2 separate regions of the Mus musculus genome follow, and region 2 is linked to region 1. Evidence: chromatin loops called from intact Hi-C (ENCODE). Cell type or tissue: gastrocnemius. All regions are shown on one strand. Links, peaks and the distances in the headings refer to the core of each region. The heading gives the core; the rest is flanking DNA.

Region 1 (8,337 bases), core at 302-8,301:
AAATCCCAACACCCACATGGTCACTCTGTGATTCCAGTTCCTGAGGATATGGCCTTTGCAGGCATCAGGCATGCACAAAATGCAGACACATGAATATAAAACACCCAACGGTGAGAACAACAACAACAACAATGTTTAAAATAACAAGTTCAAAAGCCCTCATGGTCAGAAAGAAAGAGAGGAAACAGGGTGGCCTGAGACCTGGAAGATGGCAGGTGGCTGGCAGAACATTTTCTCTGTAGTTCTCCAAAGTAACGCCGCAAAGGAACTTCCCAGCAAACACCTGTAAACTGAGTTCTTACATAAACCTCCCAATGAGCAAATACTAGCAACTGATAAAGACTTTACTGTGTTGACCAATGCTAGTTTCTAGTTATGAGCTCTAACTTAAACCTTTCATTTAAACTAAATAGAGAATGAATGCCTCTATTTGCCATCGAGCTAGACACTCGCTGTTATTCATTGTACTTTAAAGCAAATATTAGAGCCACATAAATTATTTTTTCTTCATTGTAACAGATACCAGTCAATGCCTAGGGCATGAAGACACTGAGAAAAGAATGACCCAAGGCAAACAAGCCATAAAACATCAATGCATGCCCCGTCAGTGGAACCAGATGTAACTCTCCTTAAACTACCAAATAGGTGCTTTGGTGAGGTAGAGTAAAATGTCTTCAGATTCTGCGCAGAAGACAGGAACTTTTATTCCTAGGATAAATGGCATTATGAATTGTTTGTATACTGTGGAAAATAATCTCACACACTTACAAATATAGACTTAAGAGCTTTTAAAGAGGGAGGGGGAGGGCAGATGTGGGATGGGGTGGTGGTGGAAGTGGGATATCATTTGAGATGTAAACAAATGGAATGATTAATAATAATATATAAATAAATTTATAAAAGAAAATATATGTATATACAAACACATATATGCATGTAACAACAAGTAATGAAAAAAAAGGTATGAATTTGAAAGAGAGAAAGAAGGGGTAAATGAGAGGGTTTAGAGGGAAGAAAGGTGAGAAGTAAGATTATGTCAAAAATTAAAAAAAATTTTTTTAAATAAAAAAAAGAGCTTTATAGGCCAAATCTTTAGAAAATGAAGCAATTTTTTCCCCGTCTACAGCCTTCATGAAATTGGCCAGTGAAAAGCCAAACAGATGCTTTTAGCGAGCAGTCACGGAGCTCTTCCTTCTTAAAAGTTACTTATTGAAATTTTAAACAGCCAGATCTCTTGTTCCCATTAACAAAGACTCAAGATACTCTGGCGGGATACATTCTGATCTGTTTTCTTGAGATGCTCTGCCCTCCAAACCAGGGGGTGGTCCGCACATCCTATGCTTAGATAAATGTAGAAGCTTTAGTTCTCCAGGGTAATTGTTACCAAAGCTGACTTCCGATGCTCTCCAGAAACTTCCCAAAACTCAAGGCATGGATGGGTTTAGGCTATTCTTTTCTTTCTAGATTCATCTTTACCTTTATTTGCGTGCATGGTTGTGTGTCTGTGTATGGGTGCATGCAATTGAGTCCAGTGCTCACAGAGTCCGGGAAAGAGTGTTGGGTCCCTGGGGCTAGAGTTACAAGTGGTTGGGAGCTGCCCAGGGAGTGCTTGGACTGCACTTGTGTCCCCTGCAAGAGCAGCAAGCCCTCTAAAACACTAAGCTGTCTTCTCAGCCTTCTTTTCTCTTACATAGCCTTTGGGACACTGACAAATGTAGTTGTTGACAAGTGTGAAGACAAGTTCTTTTTTTTTTTTTTTCTTTCTGAGGAAGTTACATCTGCTGACCCAGCCAAAGGAGTGGGAATGCAATCCTCTGCAGACAGACAGAAGGCAGAACCATGTGGCCAGGTCCCAAGGTTCTCTCTCACATTCTAGAGCTGCCTTTAGGGAAAGCTCAAAGGCAGCGTGACCTCCTAACCTCCTGATTTGAGCCTAGTTCTTAAAGTCTAGGGTATGTAGATGAAAAACATACAAGTCAAATCTGTGGGCGAAGGAAACCCGCATCTCCAGCTTCCTGGAAACACTAGGGAACCCCTGTAGAGTCTGAAGGGTCTTTAGGCTATAACTCGCATTCCTTTGCTAACTTGCCCTCCCCCTTCCCATACTGCCCTGCTGAGTCTAGTCATTCCTGAGAAGGCTTCAAAGGGAAGTAGGGAGAGAGACAGACACTTCAGGAATTACCAGGGAAAGAAGAGATTTGAATTGTTTGCGACAGACAGAGCAGAAAGGTCAGAGATGGAGAACATATGTCCACACTTTGAGTTCAAGTGAGAAAGGAACGAATAAGCAGAAGTGCAGGAAGTTAAGGGCACACGAATCCGGGTCCTGTGTGTGCACATACTAACTAATACTTGGTTAATACTAACTAATACTTGGTTAATGTTTATACTTCTATTATTTTCAGGTAAGCCCTGTCTTTGATCCAGCTGTCACTTCTCTGGGACAAGAGGCACTGAATTGCTTTTGTTGGTGATGGGGAGTCTTTGTTGGTCACGTTTATATCAATACAATAGGTAACCCAGGCCTGCACTAGTAACTCAGGGGTCAAGCAGCTGAGCACCGTCCAGCTCCCCAGAGACCTTCACTTTCTTTACCAGGGACAGCCATTGGCTTCGTCAGTCACTGCACATAATTTTTTTTTTTGGTCAAATATTAAAAGGTGTTTTTCCAAGTGTGGTGGCACATGCCTTTGATCCCAGCACTTTGGAGGCAGAGGCAGGTGGATTTCTGTGAGTTTGAGACCAGCCTGTTCTACAGAGTGAGTTGCAGAATAGCCAGGCTATGTAGAGAAACACTGTCTCAAAGGCAAACAAATGAACAAAGTGTGCTCCCTTTATTGCTTTATCAGATCTGCACATTTCTTTTTCTTGTCATCTTTCTTGGAGGTAGCTCTAGATCGGTGGAATCTTTGGTAGGTATATCTATAAGCCATGCGTCCTGGTCAAGCCTTTAATAATGACCCCCCACTTAAGCACTTCCTCTGGGTTTGGACCCAGAACTTCAATTGTAGGACTTAACTTTGCTTTGTGCTTAAAGTCCCAATTAGTATGGTTAGACTTAAACCATCTTGCAGCTGCTGAGCCAGTGTGGTGGTTTCAGAAAGCAGAGTAGAGGGCTCACCGCTGAGCCTTGTCGTGACTGTAGCCATCAGGTTCAGCACTGTGCACATGACACTTCATTTCTTTTAGTGTAGGAAATGCTCACTGAGGTCAGGCAAGATGGCTCAGTGGGTAAAGGGACTTACTGCCAAGCTTAATGATCAGAGTTCAATCCCCAGATCAGGCATGATGAAGTTAGAGAAGAGACCCTTTCAGGAGTTGCCCCCTGACCTCACTATGTATGCACTCTGTATGTATCTATGTATCCTACCCAACCCTTGGGAGCAAGCACATTTGCCACACACACAATAAATTAAAATAATTATAAAAAAATCTAAAAAGGCATAAGCATAGGAGAGCTGTGTCACAATAAGGGGGGCTCTTGGGGGACAGTCTTCAGCTGGGAAATAGATGTAGCTCCTACAAAACAGCACCGTCTTACAGGCATGCATGTTTCTGATCTGCCATCAGCTGGAAACTTTTATCAACAGCGGGAATTACACATGAATATCCTTGGCTTATGAAGGAATTCTCTAGACTTCACAAGCCGGGGCAAATGGCACACTCAAGAAGAGCAGGTATCAAAATGACTAGGAAGTTCTTTATGTTCAACAATCTTTACAAATTCACAGAGGTCATGGATTCAACTAGCGAACAGAGGCTCTCCTTCCTGCTTCTGCTCAAGCTGTGAGCCTCCACAGAGGTGTCAGAGGAAGGAGGTAAACGCTTTCAGCCATTAAGTTTGCCTGGGGATGGAGACCTGGCTCAGTGGGTAAAAGGGCTTGCCACATAAGCGGAAAGACTTGAACTCAAATCCTAGGACCTTTGTGGCAAACATCTGTAACCTCAGCATGCCTACTGGGCATGGGAGGAGAGGACAAGAGAATCCCTGGAAGCTTGAAGCAGCTAACCTAGAGTTCTCTCAGGGAAAAAAAAACCCAAAGAGGCCTTGCCTTAAGAAACGGGGAAGATGAGGAGTTACTGCCAAGGTTGTCCTGTGACCTCATAGAAGCCATGGCATATGCATACCTGAATTCACACATTCCTGTGTTCCTGGGGGGGGGGGGGGGGCGCATGCACGCGCGCACACACACACACACACACACACACACACACATACACACAACTTATCAGGACATCTACAAGAGGAAAAACTGCCAAAAGGACCTCTCAGGGAGTAAGACAGGACAACTTCCAGACTATGCTATTATTTAGTTGACAGTGGCACCCTTGTGAGTCACTTCCACTGTCCCTTTCTGTTTTGTTTCACTTTAGCTGGGTGTGCTGGGGCATGCCTCTTATCCCAGGACTTGGAAATCAAAATAGGCACACTATTAGATGGCACACTATTAGATGTTCAGGTCCAGCCAGGACTTTTGCAGTCCTTACTAAGTTCAAGGTCAACCGATACTCTATAGTGGGATACTGTCTCCAAAAAAAAAGAGGCTGGGTGTAGTGATACATGCCTTTAATTCCAACACTTTGGGAGGCAGATACAGCTGGATCTCTGCGAGTTCAAGACCAGACTGGTGTGTGTGTGTGTATATATATATATGTGTGTGTGTGTGTGTGTGTGTGTGTGTGTGTGTGTGTGTGTATGTATATAGTGAGTTCCAGGATAGCCAAGTCTACATTGTGAACTCTGGACAGAAGAAAAATGAAAGAAGAAGAAAGATGCAGGAGGAGGGAGGAAAAAAGAAGAAAGACAAAAGAAGAAAGGAGAGGAGGAGGAGGAAGAAATAAAACAAACTCATGGATAAAAGCAGACATCCCCCAATCTCCCTGCAACACCCTAATGGCAGCTGCCTGCGGTTGGAGACTTGACTTGCCTCATGAGCAGACAAATCACCAGGAGGGAGAGGCCCAAGCACTTCCTCCTGCATGGCGCATTCTGCTTCTGCCGCTGGTGCATCTCTCCGCCGCATTTGTTGCAGCAACGGCACATACAAAAGAAGCAGCCCACCAGAGGCATGAGGATAATGAACAGCAGTCCCAGGATGGCGCAGATAAGGACTCCGATCTCATAGAGGGCAATCTGCAACGCAAAGGAAAAGCACAGCATATGTCACGTCACACAAAACAGGAAGAAGATTCCACAGGTGGTAGCTATTGTGAGGACCCCAGTATGCACTCAGTTAAGGACTTTTCCATTTAGAAACTCTCTGTTGAAGAAAGTAGAGTCCTGAATTACCAGAATGCTGGCCAAGAGTTTCATATTCCTTTCAATTACCTGGAAGTTACCCTAAGAGCAAGGTCAAGTGGGAAATGGTTTACTTTCAATTCCAAGGGCATTTTGTTTTCCAGATGGCTTAAAAAAAAAAAAAAAAGCTCTGCATAGAGAGTCGTACATACACAGGGTGCTTTACACCAGGGAGACAGAACAGAACAAGTAGAGATTAGGAAAGATTTGAACCATGTTGGATGGGATTGATTAGTGACAAACTCCATGTTTCTAAAAGTATCTCAATGTTGAACAAAGTATAGACATTCTGAGTGACTCAAGCACAAGGCCTTTACCTTTTCCACACAGACACTGGGAATAACAGTATGGCTCTCATCAGGTCATTGTGAGAAGGAGAGATAACGAATGCTTAAAGAGGGAGCACCTAGGCAATCACCAGGCAAGTGAAGCTTTCTCTGCCGTCCAAGAGGCAGACCTGGTGACTACGGGGGCTTGGCATTGGCAGCCGGTGTCCACACTGGTCCTGAGCTCCCAGGATCCAGCCCAACTCCCACATACAATCATTAGATAGACCTTAACTCTTTTCACTCTCCCTGCTAGCTTGGTCCTGGATCAATCAATGCCCTGGAGGATGAAATAACCTTTCATTCCAGTCTGTGCACAGAGTGACTTGCATTTCTCTTGTTTGGATGCTCACTCCCTGATGCTTTCTTTTGTTTTTGAGACAAACTTCCCTGAATCCCAGGCTGGTCTCAGTAGTAAAAAATGATCCCCTTGCCTCCACCTCTTGGATGCTTCAATCACGGGATGTGTGTCTCCATGCCTAGCTTATGTGGTACTGAGGATGGAACTCAGAAATTCGTGAAAGCTAAGCAAGTACTCTACCAACTAGAATGGCAGAAAACTCACAGGATGGCATTTGATGATTCGTGAACAAACAAGATAGCAGTGTAGGAGGTAGGTGCTAAAATGAAGGGTCGGACAAGATATGAGCCTTGCTCCTTTAGGTGTGCACTGAGACCTGACCTCACATCCAATTTCCTGTTTAGCCAACTCACTTTATCTTTTCATAGTTGAATGATGTCTGGTTTTTTTTTTCTCATTACTATGAGTGAGGCAATCAAAAAAAGTACTCAAGGCCTCCACTCCCTGGAGCCTGTCTACAGTGGAATATGGCAGTGACAAAATCAGCTGAAGAAAAGAGTGAATTCTGTCCCTGAAATCTGCAGAGCTAAAAAGCATCTCCTGACACAGGGATGTGATTGTGTGTGTGCCCTCTGGCCACCTGTCATCATTAGCAGCCACCCACCAGTGTGTGATCCCCTACCCTATTATCTCTGTCATCACTCCTGAATGTCCACCAGAATGAACTTGGTGGCAATCCTGCCATCCTCCCAGCTAGCTGGCTCTCCTCAGCTGCCTGCCTTGCAAGGTACCTGTCTCTTGGTTTAAATGGCCTGATGTACAGACAGCAGCCCTACTGGGTGGACAACCCTGCTAGAGGTGATGATGCCTTGGCAGAGAACACTAAAACTGAAATCAGCTACATCCTTCTAGGAGAGCCTAGTTCCCACTAGGAAAATAGCCATTAATATGATGAGCTTCATAGGCATCAGGGATGAGCTGTCATGGCATCAGGGATGAACTGTTCAAAGCAAAAGCAACTGCTTAGAGTCAATGATCAATTGATAGCAATTAGCTATAGACAATTGCTCATGTATGAATCAGGGTGCAGCTGACACTTGGATACTCTTCATTTCAATATTAAAGTTAAAATGCTAAAAAAAAGGCTAAGTTCATCAGTGTGTGTGTGTGTGTGTGTGTGTGTGTGTGTGTGTGTAGCCTCTTTCTCCTATCCATGAACACCTGCTATTTACTGACTCTTTAGCACTTCCTTGAGAAGTAATATCATTGGCCAACTAAGAAACCAACCCATACACTCTAAATTCTCACATACTTACAGATTTGCTCCCATTTCTCAGCAAACAAAATTATTTAATAATTTAAAGGAGTTTTAAATATTTTCAGAACCACAGGAAGCAATAAACTCAAATCCAGAAAAGAAGATGTATTAAAATGTTTATAGTGCATCAGTTTTAGCTTCAACAACAACAAGAGTTTATAAGTTCTATACAACCTTCCCAATTTTATCAATTAGGTATCAGTCAGGGTCATGAATGAGGTTGTATGATTTCCTTCCTCTTTCTCCTACCCTGCCCTAGAGCAGAACTGATCTTAGGGCCTCACACACCACAGAGATGATACAGACAAAACAAACTGAAACACCATCACAGTGGAATCACCGGGGAAGAACAGAAAGTACCAACAGAGACAGCACTAGCCATTGACCTAAGACGAACAATGACACAGAACAGAGAGCAAGCGCACAGTTTACCTTCAGAGCCAAGACTATGATTTCTGGCTGTAGAAATCAAAGCAGTTGAGGAGTTTGTGTGTAGCAGAGGCAGCATGCATCGAAATAAAACAGAAAAGTCACATGAGTCATTCACCATAACCGAAGTCCACATGGTAAAATAACATGGTGGGGATCCACATGAGAACAGGATAGAGATTCTTGAGTGCATATGGAGAACCAGTATTTCAGAGTCAAGTTCCGCAATTCAAGTTTGGGTTTTTGAAAGGTTCAAAGTCAGCATGATCATCAGTTAGGGAAAAAGCAATCACAGGGCAGTTACAGATGTTAACATGCTTGCTATATGATCTTCATGAAGCAGTAACAAGGGCTGCCTCTAGTCCAAGAATCAAAGACAACTCTTCTAAAGTGCGCCCTCTAGGATGAAATCTGGAAATGTCCTTCCCTTGTTTAACAGCTTCCAATGAAGTTCCACCATTTCTAATGCAAGCTTCCCAGCATGGAGCTTCACTAGCCAATCTGGGCTTCACCTCCTCATTTTTCTTGGCCATTCTAAGTTGGTTGTTGTCGTTCTGGCAAATCATTTTCTCTTTTCCCTCCTCACCCTGACTTCCCAGGTTGCCTCCCTATCATCCATCACTCATCCATGCTCATTCATCACTCATTGGAGGAAACTCAAGTC
Region 2 (8,337 bases), core at 239-8,238, 120 kb after region 1:
AAAGACCATCTATGGAGAATTTGGATCATGCGAAAGTCAGAAATGTAAACTGACCGGAAAATACAAGGGATGGAAAGCCACTTAACTGGGCATGTGTTTGTTGGAGAACGGTTAATGTGTGCTGGGGGAAGTTCTCACACAGACTTTTATACAGGGTTGTCCGAATGTCTAGCCCACTCTGGAAGCAGGTAGACCCTGTGAAAGCTTGGCTCTAACCTCAGCGGCTTGAGAGAAGGACTTTCTGCAAAATGGCAGGGGCAGGGGAGGAGGCTTTGCAGGGACACCGTGCAGAAGAAATGAGGGACTGGATTACAGGAGCCTTGCGTGGTGGCTGTAGTAGAAGTCTAGTAAGTACTGGCTTAAACATCATGACTAACCCTGCAAGACAAAGCTAGGAGACAAGTGATGAGAGGTACTGGGAAGATGTTTACCTCAGAGAAGAGTTGGATGTTTTGTGAGAGGTGCTTCAACAGTGGAACTTCCACCAGCTCAAAGCTTAAGTAGTCTCTAAGCTTATGTTTGTGGGCAAAATGAATCACACAGCAAGGGAAAGGAGGCCATATTTTTGTACTTTTCAATTCAAGGTGGTAGTATGGCCTTGACTCTCAGATATCTCTCGAAGGCCTGGTCCCCAGTTGGTGCTGTTGTTGGGAATGTGGATCTTTGTGGGAGGTGTGTTGTACTTGGAGATGCACGGTATTTTGGAGGCAGGCCCTTGAAAGTGACTGTGAAACTCATATGCCTTTTCCTCTTAGTTTTAGCTCTCTGATTGTTAGGTAAGCAGCCTTGCTTTGCCTCATGTTCCTGCCATCAGGAGCTGCTTCACTACAGGCCCAAAGCAATAGGGAAAATTGACCATGGATTGGGATATGTAAACTTGAAGCTAAGAAAACCTTTGCATTCTGGACTGAGGTATCCTCTGTAAAAGTAGCCAGCTGAGCACTCTGGGTGGAACCTGAACTGCTTTGGTTTTATTTCATCTTACCAAAGCTTTAGCAACCCAGCCTTCTGCTCAGCTCATTCTGGTGTTCAGCATGGGGTTCACAGACCATAGTCTTTCTTTGGTCTCATAGAAATGTTTGTCCTCCACTATGGCCCGTGAGCAAGGCCAGCTTGACCCTGGAGTCACTCCTGGAGCACGGCAGATTTGAAGAGGGTTCATCATGTGCTCGACAATGAGAAACAAAATCAGATAAAAGTTTGGCTTTCCACATGGTGTCAGCGCTGAAGTAAATGGACCAAGTCTGGGGTCAGGATCCTCTTTTTGGAGTTCTCAAGGGATATTGGAAGGCACAGGACTTCAGAGCAGTCTGGAGTCGACACTGCCATAGTATGGCTCCAGGTCTGCATGAGCCCATTGCATTCCATGCAGACAACCCACTAGCCTCCTTGATCCCTTGGCACTGCACTGGGTACCCACACCAACAGTATCTTAGCTTCTCTGGTCCTTAGGCTGGTGTGGATGTCCCCAGCAGTTTCCATACAGGGCCTCCTTTTCCCAACCCTTCTCTTGTAGAACATAGCTGATGGCACAGGGCAAGACTGTAGAAAGGGGTTCAAGGTCCTGCTCTGTCTCCTGTGTGGTGGGCACACATTACTCTTCCTTTCCAGATTGCGTTCCTAGCTGTAGGATGGGGACGACAGCATGCACTCCGTAAGGGGATGAAGATGTAGCAGCTGAGAACCACACTGTGCCTTCACACAAACCTCCAACAGCTATCAGGTATCAGTCCTTTGGGAGGTCAGCAGCCTGCCTTTCTTAACACATTGACCTAATCATAGTACTTGAAAGTGTCCAAAGTAGCTTCTTCACTTATCCTCTGTATACGTGAACTTAACATCCCACAGGAGCTCGCCTCTGTCCAGCCTCTGAGCGGAATCAGGGGCAGAATCCTCAGCCAGGCACTAAGAGCTCTCAAGCCCTGTCTCCATATAGAGTCCCTGCCACCTCCAACCAGAACTGCCTTCCTCTCTGTGGTTTCAGTAGTGGCTGGCTCTCAACACACATACACATACACACACACACACACACACACACACACACACACACACACACAGCGTGTGTTTATGTGTGTATAGGGGCCAAGGCTGTGCTGTAGACATACTGTGTGCTCTTCCCTCTTCAGTGACAACTACCTTGCCCTTCCTCCCCTTACCCTCAGCCCTAATCTAACAAGGCATCTTAAATTTAAGTGCACGTCCCTCACAGTGGCTCTTTTTAAATTCTTGCAAGCAGTACTGTTGGTCTCTATCAGGAGCTGAGGGACAAGGGATGCAGCACCATCTAAGGTGGTCTCCTGTGATCAGTGTCTGCAGACAGGGACAAGAGTGTCTCGTTGTCAGGTGTGCATTTAGCTGCCACTTCCCTTACCCACTAGACAAGATCCACTCACAACCACACAGCAGCACTTGTTCATTTTCGTGCCTCAAAGTAACTGGGACAGTAATGCCTACGAGCTTTCCTGTCTGCATTGCACTGGCCTTGTTAACTCGCTAGAACAGCATCTCTGACTTTCCCAGTATGTACGTTCCTGTGATGACAGGACCCTCATGAACTCCTTGGTTTCCTCATTGCTAGATGAGGTTGTATGTTCAAAGCAAAACTCTACCAACTGATGCTCACTCTTCTCTTCCGGTAACGACATCTCAAGAGCAGCCTCACCGGCCGGCAGAAGACCCCATCCCTCACTACCTTGCTCATGTTTAATCAGTCATGTCTTGTTTGTTCACCAGCCCCTAGGAACTCACCGTTCCCCATCCTTGAAACAAACATTTGAGAATCACTGAAACCTTCTCACCATGCCGATTTCTCCTGAGTAACTCACACCTCCCTCATCACTGACACTCCTTCCCTCACTAGGTGTTTTACAAGAAAACACTCTAAATCAGTGGGTCTCAACCTGTGGGGCCCAACCCCTTTGGAGGGGGGGGGGTCAAGTGACCTTTTCACGGGGGTCACCTAAGACCACTGGAAAACATAGCTATTTATATTACAATTCAGAACACTAGCAAAAATTATAGTTCTGAAGTAGCAACAAAAATAATTTTATGGTTGTAGTTACCACAACATGAAGAACTGAATTAAACTGTATAAAGGGTTGTAACATTTTGAAGGCTGAGAACCACTGCTCTAAAACACCCTGGATGTCTGAGGCATTTAATGAATACCACATACCACACTGAACTGTACCACAGGACTATTTTCGACAACCACTGGCATGGCATCCTTGGCTTCTGAGATATTTTTTTACCGCTTTCTTGGCTCATTAACATTCTACTTCTTGCTGTGCCCTGCGCACCCCCTCCCCCCCCCCCCCCCCCCCGTGTGTGTGTGTGTGTGTGTGTATGTGTGTTTGTAGGTCAGCGATCAACTTGTGTGAGTTGTTTCACTTCTTCCACAGTGTGGAGTCTGGGGATTGAATTCATATTGTCAGGCTTCGCAGCAAGTGCGTTTACCCGCTGAGCCATCTTGCTGGCTCCTTATATGTAAACTCTTACACATTCTTTCCTGACATAAAGGGCAAGAAATACCTGCTCACTAAGTCTGTGAACAAATCAGACTTTAATGTTCATCTCCAGGGCATGAGGGGTGTCAGCTCTGAAATACAGGGAGTAACGGCCCTTCCTGTTTCCTCTACTGACTCACGGTAAACAGGGACTCTACTGTCCACAGGGAGTGTTGCCGCAGCCGGAGTATCAGAGGGGTCTGACGCTCATCTCCTTTTCCTAATGTTGCCACAGACCTGCCTATCAGAGGCTGAGAACACAGGTGTTTCCGAATTTCTTTCTCTTTCATTAGAGTCTTGAGTATTCTAAGCCAATCAGCCATATTCCTTTTCACAGGCATCCTGGGCCTCAGGACCTTGACTCTGCTACTCTGGGGTGCTGTGCAATATACATGGCTAGGGATAGCTACCAGCTTCTCGGGGTTCCAAGGGTGCGAAGTGGACAGACTCGAAGGTGACTTACAGTATGATGGGCATAGACTTGAAAATGGCATATTAACCTCTAGACTCACAGTGAGAGGCCATGAAGCTTGGCTGCAGTCCTGTACACAGCATGCAGGAAGGCCAGAGTCTGGCAGGCAACTAGCAGTATTTGGTGAAAATTCTTTTCCTCTCTCTTCACCCCTTTTTAGAAAGCTCTGGGAAACTGCTACCAGATGACCTTAAGCACACAGCACAGGGAAAGATCAGCCTGACACCACGACGTGAACTGTGCTATCCTTGGTCTGCCATACATACTCGACCAATGTCCAGTTGTGTCCAGCAGGCAGAGACCTTGCTGTCTCCTGCTATCCCTTGCTCTGGGCAGTTCCTGACAGAGGAAACAACTAAGAAATCACTGTGGGAAAAACACTTAGAGCTGAGGCATATGAAAATAAAGTACTTTAAGGCAATCTTGTGAACTCATCTCTGCTGAGCTAGCAGAGGTGGCAGGGCAGGTGGCACAGAGTGGGTGAGGCAGATGCTGAGAAGCTGATTCAAGCATACTTTTTTCAAATGCTGGCACAAGACCACAGGGAGCCAAGATACATTCATCAATAGCATTTGGTACTTTGACCTGTAGGAAAAGCTAAAATGGGTCTGATGTACCGTGCACCATACTAAGACTATTTAAAAACCAAAGTATTGTCTTGACTGTGACTCCCATATTATGACAAGAAGACACTGTGACATCAAGATGCACCATAGAATGCAAATGTTGTCATGTGATAAGAGATACTAAATGGTCTATGACCAACATGCAGGCTATTCTTTCAAAGACAAAAGAGCAATTTTTTTTTTATCATTTAGGGCAAGAGTAACTAAACATACTTAACACAACCCTATTATTTGTAAACTAGAAATAAGTTCTGCTTAAATAAGAAATCTCTCAATGAGATATCCATTCCAACAAATATAATAGTAATCGTTGCCACAAGAAATTCAGTGACCTTTTTAAAAAAGATTATAAAATTGAATTTATTGAGTTTCACACAAGATGCACTTATAAAATTAGTACTGAATGCCATTATGACAGAAGTGAGTATCATCCACACTCCCAAGAGCATCTGCAAAGGAAATGCAATCTTCAGAGAACAGCGCGGAAACAGAAAACTCAAGCGGAACAGAAAGATACACCTAGGTCGTGCTCTTGTTCTGACCAGGGCTGCGTTTGGCAAAGCTTTTTCCACACGGCTCCTGGTTTCCATGGACACTCTCTTTCGGTAAAAAGAATAGTTTAAAAGTGGGGCCCCACTAAAACATACACAAAAGAATAAAAATGTTCATTTTAAACTTAAAATTGCTTCCTGGCTTTACAAGGCATAAATATATAGTATCTCCAACAGCTATCTTTAGATTCTGTTAGTGCAAAACATTAGAAACCCTCCTGAATCTCAAATGCATAAGCCAAAGCATCCAAACTAGTTTTATACTTATCCAGGATACAGCAAACCATTTAAAATTTGCCATCTGTGCCCAAATATTTGCATGAGAGCTGAGTTTCAGAAGACAGCATAGGAAATGAAGTTAAGAGTACCATCTTTTAGACAGTTCAGATCAGAAATGGTCAACTTTCTGTCTAAGAGAAGTGCAGAACAGACTCTTAAGATAAAGTAGGGTGTCGAGAATTTGTCCTGGGATGCTAATAGGTAGTAATGAAGCAGGAATAACATCTTTATCTCAGATGAAAACCCCAGAGCACCTTTTGGTTGCTAGTTACAGTGTCCCAAACACTCTACTTACGGTCGGTCGGTCATGTGAGGGTTTCCTCCCCACACAGAACAGACCCACAGGCAGACAAATGCATTTTACAAGCCCAGCAAGGTGACACTGCTCAATCTGCTGGGAATACTTTAAAACTGTTACTCAAACCAAAACAAAACCCAACAAACGAGCCTGGCACTAGCAACAGCTATGCAATGGCTATTCGCCAATTCAACACCAAATCCTTTAACTTGGAATAACCAATGAAGCAATTAGCCTTAAAGCAAAGCCAGGTCACACTGCACTTGTGCCTTTTACTCTGTTGACATTGCTCTGTGCCTTTTATTGTCACTGGGCCCGTGTCACACAGCTCACACTCTGCCCTGAGTAACCGAGGCAGCAGGAAGCATTTCTCAGTGACACATGACCTTTATAAAGTAAATGACTGGGCCAAGAGCTCACTGTTTCTCATAGGACGCTGCTATTCACCACGTTGTAGTTAAGTGGCCTTCTGTTCTGACTAGCTCAGATGTATTGCCAAGGATGACTCTGGTGGTAAGAACGTCATCTGGACTTAGATGTAGCAACTTGTCAATGCTTTGGCAGATGGAGTCAAGTCTGGAAAGAGTGTGTGGAGACAGTCTGAGGCTGGAAAGGGAACTCATGGTAGAAGCGTCACAGTTTCCCAGGTGTGTCCTTATCCTGAAGAGGCCTTGAGGAGAACCCGACGATCTGGAAGCCCAGGCTGACGAAGGAAAGGAGCTTCTGCAGTGCTTGGCCAGGTGCTGGAAGCAGCACTGCTGTTGGCCACGCAGGAGGAAGTGTTCAAGTGTCAGCATCCAGAGTCAGGGCCAGAGGCCACCGCTGCTCCGTGATCTGCCCTTCTGCAAGGCCACATTACTGGAAGAAAGATACTAAGATTTGCTTGCCATTAATAATTTAAGTTTTTAAATAAATATTTAAGTGCCATTTTTAGCAAGTGTCCTGGCACCCAGAATTTGTGGCCCGGGGCCTGACATCTTCATCTCATTAGTCACAAACTCAGTCAATCCGGTTCCCGCAAATTGTGAACCTGTCTATTTCTAACAAGTCTTTCTTTGAGGATCTGTGCTTTAACTCAGAATTTTCCTGTGTTATGTCCTTCTCATCACCATCTGGGGTTGTCAGGAACTGATCAGAATTGCTAGTCACGAGTAAAGGTATGACGTTTTCTTTCTGATGACCAGGCTGGCTGGTGACGGAGGCAGACAGGTTTTCTTCTGTGGAAAGGCCTGTGGAAAAGGAGATAATTTCTCTTCAGTCACAGCAAAAACTCATCAAACTACTTATGTCTTCAGAGTACTGGAAAGTATCTGTCATCTTTCCTCTTAGATACACCATATGAAAATTAAAAGCATACTGTATAAGCTGTCATTTACAATAAATTTAGAAGCTAGTCACACACTGTTTATCCAAAAATATTACCCATCCCATAGGTAACACTACCACCTGATTCTGGAAAGAGCCTGCCTCTGATTTTGCAGTCCCCTCCCACGTGACCACAATCTCTCAGGACTACTGCCTGAGTAGAAAATAGCACTGGCTCTTTACCCTGACCTCTGGGAAGAGCTAGGCAGACTTACCGTGTTGACTTCTTGTCTATACATTTTGGCTAGACTCAGACTAGTAGCATCATCAGCAGGAAGTCCAACTAGAAGGCACCCTGACCCGTTCACCCCTGCCCAGGAATCTAGGAGGCTGGCAGTGGAGGCACCAGAGCATATTAGGACCCACTGACCTCTGAATTATAAATCCACTCTCTTCCCCTTCCCTTCCCAGTGCTGGGGACTAAATCTAGTACTTTCTGCTTGCTAGGTTAAGTGTTCAACCATGGAGCCAACATTGTCAACCTCATTCAGTATCCTCTCCCCACAATTTGATCCTTAAGGAAACTTTAAACCACAGTGAGTTGTAGATAAATTGCCATGTCCACTCTTGCTGAGACCTAGTGGTCTTCTGTGACTCTGAGAAAGTGAAGAGCTAACACTGTCTTCAGTGTGACTGGCACCCCTCAGGGCCTGACTTCAACACCCTCCGGAATCATCTCTAGCTTGTAGTCTCTAGACCTCTAGGGCATCCTTCAGGCACTCATTTTAAATATACTTCACATGACATGACATGACATGACATGATCCATGATCTGGTGGCTATCCTCTAGTAGACTAGGCCAACTTGAAAGTAAGATAGACATTTACTAATTTCTTAATGTAAGAGAACATGTGCTGACACACTTGCAATCTTTGCATCACTAACAGCATCTTCATGTTATACAGCGAAGTACCATCTGAGCTTCTACTTTAGCTTCTGAGAAAACACACAGGAGCACCAGCTTGGCTTAGACCTTGGACCAGGTTCCTTTGCCCTGTTCAGAACAAGATTTTCACTCTCCAGCACAGCTGGGTGCTGTCCAGATGCACTGGCCTCCTCTCCCTTTCAATTCTAAGCCAAGAGCCTTGCAAGAGTGACCGGGCCCTGGGGTACGGGGAGGTAGAGTTCTAGGCCTCAGACGAAGTCAGTCCTATCCTACCACAGTACCACCTGGCTGCTATCCTTCCAAACACCTAAAGCCTCTGCCCAGTCCATCTTCTCTCTCCTGACTTCACTTACT

What was found. Hi-C counts contacts between places; a loop is a spot of excess contacts. Peaks named below come from ENCODE experiments on the same cell type or tissue, not always from the same donor. Only the 100,000 strongest peaks of a DNase experiment are listed, where the experiment ranks them.
Region 2: it touches region 1 in a loop (2.1-fold over the local background); 10 of 42 quality-filtered maps call a loop at or near these places.

The regions. Positions count from the first base shown.
Region 1 is chr5:44,050,950-44,059,286 of GRCm38, forward strand. It overlaps Prom1 (prominin 1), which reads right to left. Exons shown (of 28, transcript NM_001163577.1): 4 at 7,677-7,703; 5 at 4,929-5,134. Among named protein-coding and RNA genes, the nearest start is that of Prom1, 47 kb to the right of the region's middle. In gastrocnemius, for the core only: no CTCF peak of the experiment used is centred there; no DNase peak of the experiment used is centred there; H3K27ac peaks cover 790 bases.
Region 2 is chr5:44,170,222-44,178,558 of GRCm38, forward strand. Tapt1 (transmembrane anterior posterior transformation 1) reads right to left here. Exons shown (of 14, transcript NM_173764.3): 14 at 4,938-6,961. The coding sequence ends at 6,732. Among named protein-coding and RNA genes, the nearest start is that of Gm42427, 34 kb to the left of the region's middle. In gastrocnemius, for the core only: no CTCF peak of the experiment used is centred there; a DNase peak (open chromatin) is centred at 4,046.